Linked DNA regions of Homo sapiens: region 1 is linked to region 2. A link is an interaction called in ENCODE POLR2A ChIA-PET data of the cell type or tissue named here. Cell type or tissue: GM12878. All regions are shown on one strand. Each heading gives the region's core, and the rest is flanking DNA. Links, peaks and the distances in the headings are about the cores only.

Region 1 (2,910 bases), core at 174-2,673, 98 kb after region 2:
AGAAGCAGTGTTATTTGCCCAACTTCCTATGTCCCGATTTGGTCACTACTCATTCCTAATGTGACCTTTATGTTGAAATCCTCTTCTGTAGAAATTTTGCATTTTCAGATAGCAGACCAAATGTAATCCTTACAGACTAGTAAGTCATAAGCCACTTAACAAAAGACTGTAAGTGCAACTATATTTAGAAAAATGTGATTTTCTCAATAAAGAATCTTAAAAGTTATGATGTTTGTAATAAATGATATACTATGTCTCATCTGATGATGATTTTTCTTAGGTGGAATTGTTTGTTGAGTCTCAGAACTAGCTGCACATAACCTTACTCTAGTGGTAAAGTGAACATCTGAACAAAGAACCCAATTTCTGAGACTTTACTTTCTCCTCTAGAGAATAATGAACTGGGGACACATAAAATAACCGAAAAATGACTATGTGGAGTAAATGTCACTTCTGGGGTCAAAAGCACTTTCACATCTGTATAGCTTATGCGTTGGGGCAAAGAGGCTGGAGTTGTATGCTTAGGTGACAGTGGTCAGGCAGGAATGGTGGAGGGCTGAGGGGATGATAGGACATTCTCCTATAATAATCAACACAACTCTTGTGAACCTGCTGTGTACCAGGTCCCATAGCCTAGAGAACCTTCTTTTCAATAGCTTAGACTAAGCTCTATTTCTCTTTGTACTTTTCTTGCATGTTCACCCAACAAATCTCCAACACTAGATGGACCAAACGTTCACCTGTTGCATCCTGCCCTTGGGCAGCTGAGTAGCTAGCGTAAATCTCTCTGTACAGCCTGCTGGCTATAGGCTTCAGGTCACTAGTCTGTCTGTCTGTCTGTCTGTCTGTCTGTCTGTCTGTCTGTCTCCCTATCTCTCTTTAGAGATGGGGTCTTGCTATGTTGCCCAGGCTGGTCTCAAACACTTGGCCTCAAGCTATCCACCCCCCTTGGCCTTCCACAGTCCTGGGATTATAGGCATGAGCAGCCACACCCGGCCAGGGTCACCAGTCTCAAATGGGCCCTAACTCTGCCTGCAGACACCTCTGCTGCTCTAGGTGGTCATTCTTCCTGTGCCCTTTACCACCCAGCACTCCCACTTCCATCCATCTCTCTTAGCCATGACCTTCACTCCTGCTTTCCCAAGAACAGAATCCATCAGAAGAGAGATGGTTCTGAATCTCACCACCACGTCTGTAAACCTATTGACATTGGTCCAAATCCTCTCTTGTTGTTATAAAGGGGATGTGCCCTTTCTCACATCTGAGTCCACTTCCTCCACCGCCCCCTTCTCAGTGACCTCATGCTATCTCTGGTTCCCTATCACTTCTGTATCTTAAGTTTCTCATTTTGACTCAGTCTTTCCAATCAGCATTTAAACATGCTCATGCCTCTTCCATTTTAAAAGAAACAAAAACAGGCCAGGTGTGGTGGCTCAGCCTGTAATCCCAACACTTTGGGAGGATGAGGTGGGTGGATCACAAGGTCAGGAGTTCAAGACCAGCCCGGCCAAGATGGCGAAATCCCATCTCTACTAAAAATACAAAAATTAGCTGGGCCTGGTGGCGGGCGCCTGTAATCCCAGCTACTCGGGAGGCTGAGGAAGAGAATTGCTTGAACCCAGGAGGTGGAGGTTGCAGTGAGCTGAGATCGCGCCACTGCACTCCAGCCTGGGCGACAGAGCGAGACTCCATCTCAAAAAAGAGAAAAAAGAAAAACAACCTTCCTTCCACCTCACATACCTCTCCAGCTACCATTGCAGTACCTCTTTCCCTCCACGGACAAACTTCTTGGAAGTGTGTTCCATTCCTTTACCTTATCCTCCCTTCTCAGACCCCTCCAACCTGGTGCACACCCCCACCAGTCCTCAGAAACCATGTAGCCATATTCAATTCACCATAACCTAGGCAGATATAGTTCATGGGCAATTTGCAGCCCTCTGTCTTTTCACCATGGCACCTGACATAGTTGGCTATGCTGGCTTCTGGAAGCAATCTCTTCCATTGACATTTGTATTATAATGTTCTTCTGGTTGCCTCTGACCTTTGAGGTTTCTCCTTCTTAGTATCCCCAGTGGGCTTAATAAGTATTACCCATCCTTTATTGTATTGTATTGTATTTTTTTATTTTTTTTATTTTTTGAGATGGAGTCTCGCTCTGTCGCCCAGGCTGGAGTGCAGTGGCGCAATCTCGGCTCACTGCAAGCTCCACCTCCTGGGTTCACGCCATTCTCCTGCCTCAGCCTCCCAAGTAGCTGGGACTACAGGCACCCGCCACCATGCCTGGCTAATTTTTGTATTTTTAGTACAGACGGGGTTTCAATGTGTTATCCAGGATGGTCTCGATGTCCTGACCTTGTGATCTGCCCGCCTCGGCCTTGCAAAGTGCTGGGATTACAGGCGTAAGCCACCACGCCCGGCTATTTTATTTTATTTTATGTTATTTTAATTTATTTTTTGAGACAGAGTCTCACCTGTCACCCAGGCTAGAGTGTGGTAGCACTAGCTCGGCTCACAGCAACCTCTGCCTCCCGGCTTCAAGCAATTCTCCTGCCTCAGCCTCCCAAGTAGCTGGGTCTACAGGCGTGCACCACCACACCCAGCTAATTTTTCATATTTTTAGTAGAGACGGGGGTTTCACCACGTTGGCCAGGCTGGTCTCAAACTCTTGACCTCAAGTTATCTTCCTGCTTCAGCTTCCCAAAGTGCTGGGATTACAGGCGTGAGCCATCACGTCCAGTCTTACCCATCCTTTAAATACTAGAAGCCCTAAAGGGCCAGTTCCAGGCTCTCTCATCCTCTCGCTCCTCTTTACTCCCTTGGGTCTACTATACCATTTGCTTTACCTAATGATTTCCAGTGCACATCTCTAGCCTTCTCTCCTGAGCTCAAGACTTAGAAATCCATCTCCCT
Region 2 (2,910 bases), core at 284-2,783:
GCTGCTCCCTGACCCCTCCACTGAGGGCTCCAGAAGCCCCACCCAAGCCTCCCTGTGCCCCAGTTTTCTCCGCAGCACTTATGAAGGTAGGACTAACCACGTATGTTAGGAATTGGTTTATGGTCTCTCACCACAAACTCCAGGCAGACTATGAACAAAATTTATAAGGCACATTTCTTTTTCCCTGCCTGCCAGATCAAAAAGAGTAAGACACCAATGTTTCTGTTCCCTTGTTTTGCCTTCCATGTCACAGATACAGTGACGATGCCCTAGTGAAAACCAGGACGCCATGAAAGAGAGGTCAGAACCTCTTGTCCCAATCTCACACTGCTTACCTCAAATGACCTGTCATGCTCTTTGAGGAATTCAAGAGCTCCCAAAACAGAGGTGGCTCAGGAGACCTGGGCCCTGCTGGCAAAGCTCAGGAGGGCAGCTCCAGCCACTAACACAAATTCTGTGGACCACCCACACCCTGGCTCTGGACTTGCCCATTGGCTTGTCTCTCATTTAGATAAAAGAAGACGGCACCTTCCTCCCATCCCTGGCGCAGAGCTGGGTGGATACCAGGATGTACAGAGAAAACTGGCACAGCAATGGAAAAACAACAGGGTACAGCGTCCTGGGGACAGATGCTGTGAACTGTAACACTAACTCTCTAAAGGAATCTACCCTCAATTCACCAAGAAAGACCAAGTGGGACTGGCTGCACTCAGCAACTGAGCCACCAACTCACTTCAGGGAGTCCCAAGCCCACACCCCACTACACCTATTTTGGTACCAAGAGTGGTTCTAGAGGAACAAAGTCTTATGGATGCATTTTCTGAATTGGTTTTGGAGTTTCTGGAATTGGCTCTCTCATCTGATTGGATCTTAAGATGCTAATGATGTTGTGTCCAGTTAGCTGAGCACTGATGGTCTATTGTTTGAACTGTTGATAGAGATATGATAGACGTCTGCACTGGATACTCGAAAGACTTACAAGAAGGGTCTAAGTTAACTCTGTGTATGATCCCTTCCAACATCTTTGAAAAACTGAGAATATGATGTTGGTTGGTTGCTCCTAATGTCACTGGACAAAGTGGTGAAAGACTAGGATGAACTAAGGAATTCAAATGCTCAGCTCAAGCACTGCATCAAATCATCTAAGAGCAGCTAGGTGTGGCTGGAGGGAAAGTCTCTCCTCCTACAGTCACTGGGCTGAGATTGCTGAAAAGCAAAGCCAGGACCTCATCCTGTGATTGGTTGAATGACAAGTTACAAGTTGACCTCCCAGACTCATGGGGTGTCTGCTGGTAAAATGAGGGCATTGGTTGGGAAAGAATGGGATCCTGTAACTTGGGATGAGCCCCTAAATTCTGGTGAGTCTTCTCTGCAAGTGAAAGAGTGGTGTGTGAGGACCTCTAGGGCTGGACCTGGCTGCCCAAGGCCTGGAACTGAACACCTGGCTATCAGGTTAGATGGACATGAGAGAATGGTTTCTTTGTCCCTCCTCCCCTGCCGTCTCCCCACTGTACACCCTGCACAAGAATCCAGGAGGCATTACCTGCCCATGTCCTCCTGTCTGCAGACCCATGGCAGACACAGCAGGAGCCAGTGGGACAGAAAGGGAAGGGAAAACAGGACAGAGCCAGGCTGAGGCATCCCAGACCGCCACTGGGGAAAAATGTTCTGGTAACTCTGTCTCCAGATTTTCTGTCTCCAAGAAACCATTCATGATTCCATCCTCAACGGTTCCTTTGAAAACAGCTTCAGGCAGGCACGGTGGCTCATGCCTATAATCAGCACTTTGGGAGGCTGAAGCGGGTGGATCACTTGAGGTCAGGCGCTTGAGACCAGCCTGGCCAACATGGCGAATCCCTGTCTTTACTAAAAATACAAAAATTAGCCAGCATAGTGGTGCAATCCCAGCTACTCGGGAGGCTGGGGCAGCAGAATCACTTGAACCCAGGAGGCGGACGTTGCAGGGAGCCGAGATTTTACCACTGCACTCCAACCTGGGCAACAAAGCAAGACTCTATCTCAAAAAAAAAAACCAGCTTCAAGTAAGGGCCTAATGTTCTCCACACATTCACACTTGCAAGGCATGAACACATTTCCCAGACGCACGGCAGAGGGAATCCCGCACCTTGGGAATTTAAATCAGGTCAGTCGGGTGGGGATGCGGCACCTGCATTTTCACACCCTCCTGGTGTGTTCCCACTTGGAGTGATTGCGTATGGAAAGAAGCACCCTCTCATCAATCCCTTGGAAAAGGTAACTTCTGACTAATTCACTGAGTCCTGGCTCATCAGCTGAAAGAACTCACTGATGGGGCAGGTGGAATGTCATGTTTCCATGGGGCATTTCAGGGGTGGGGTGCGTCATCGCTTCCCTGTGTGGATCTGAGAAGGAGAGGGGGCAGGCCAGGTGCAGAGACTGGAAACCCAGGCTTGGACTAGAAGAGTGTTCCAAGAGTAAGCAGGGAGCAGTGATCAGTAGCCGAGGTAAGGAAGGACCAGCGGAAGCACTGGAAGCCCTGATCAGCAAAGACAAGGTCTTGCTGCCCAAAGCTGAGGGCAGAGGTCACTAGCCTGCCCACAGCTGCATTCCACACTCCCAACGGTGACTGACTTCTTAACTGAAAGGACTAAATGCAGGAGCGTGAGCCATACCCACCTGAGGCAGAGAACACGAAAAATTGAGACAAAAAGATTTCAGGATAACACAGTGTTAATCAGAACCCTTTAATCCCCTCAATCTCTCAATCTGTTGCTGAAGATTTTAACCTACTGCAGGGTTCAGCTCCTGTGATGTGCGTGCTAGTGTTACTTTGTGTTTCCTAAGGAACAGGACATTCACAAATACCTTGCAGCTTCTTTTCTCTCAAATCCCACTGCATCACTCAGAGAGCTATTTACTGGAAAACAAAAC

What was found. Peaks named below come from ENCODE experiments on the same cell type or tissue, not always from the same donor. Only the 100,000 strongest peaks of a DNase experiment are listed, where the experiment ranks them.
Region 1: POLR2A ChIA-PET joins it to region 2 with 5 read pairs; 7 of 35 experiments call an interaction of 5 or more read pairs at or near these places.

What each region holds. Positions count from the first base shown.
Region 1 is chr13:98,595,292-98,598,201 of GRCh38, forward strand. No RefSeq gene overlaps it. Among named protein-coding and RNA genes, the nearest start is that of STK24-AS1, 19 kb to the left of the region's middle. RefSeq lists an enhancer at 1,509-1,558. In GM12878, for the core only: no CTCF peak of the experiment used is centred there; a DNase peak (open chromatin) is centred at 1,340.
Region 2 is chr13:98,497,217-98,500,126 of GRCh38, forward strand. The region is part of intron 2 of STK24 (serine/threonine kinase 24); the gene reads right to left. Among named protein-coding and RNA genes, the nearest start is that of FARP1-AS1, 63 kb to the left of the region's middle. In GM12878, for the core only: no CTCF peak of the experiment used is centred there; no DNase peak of the experiment used is centred there.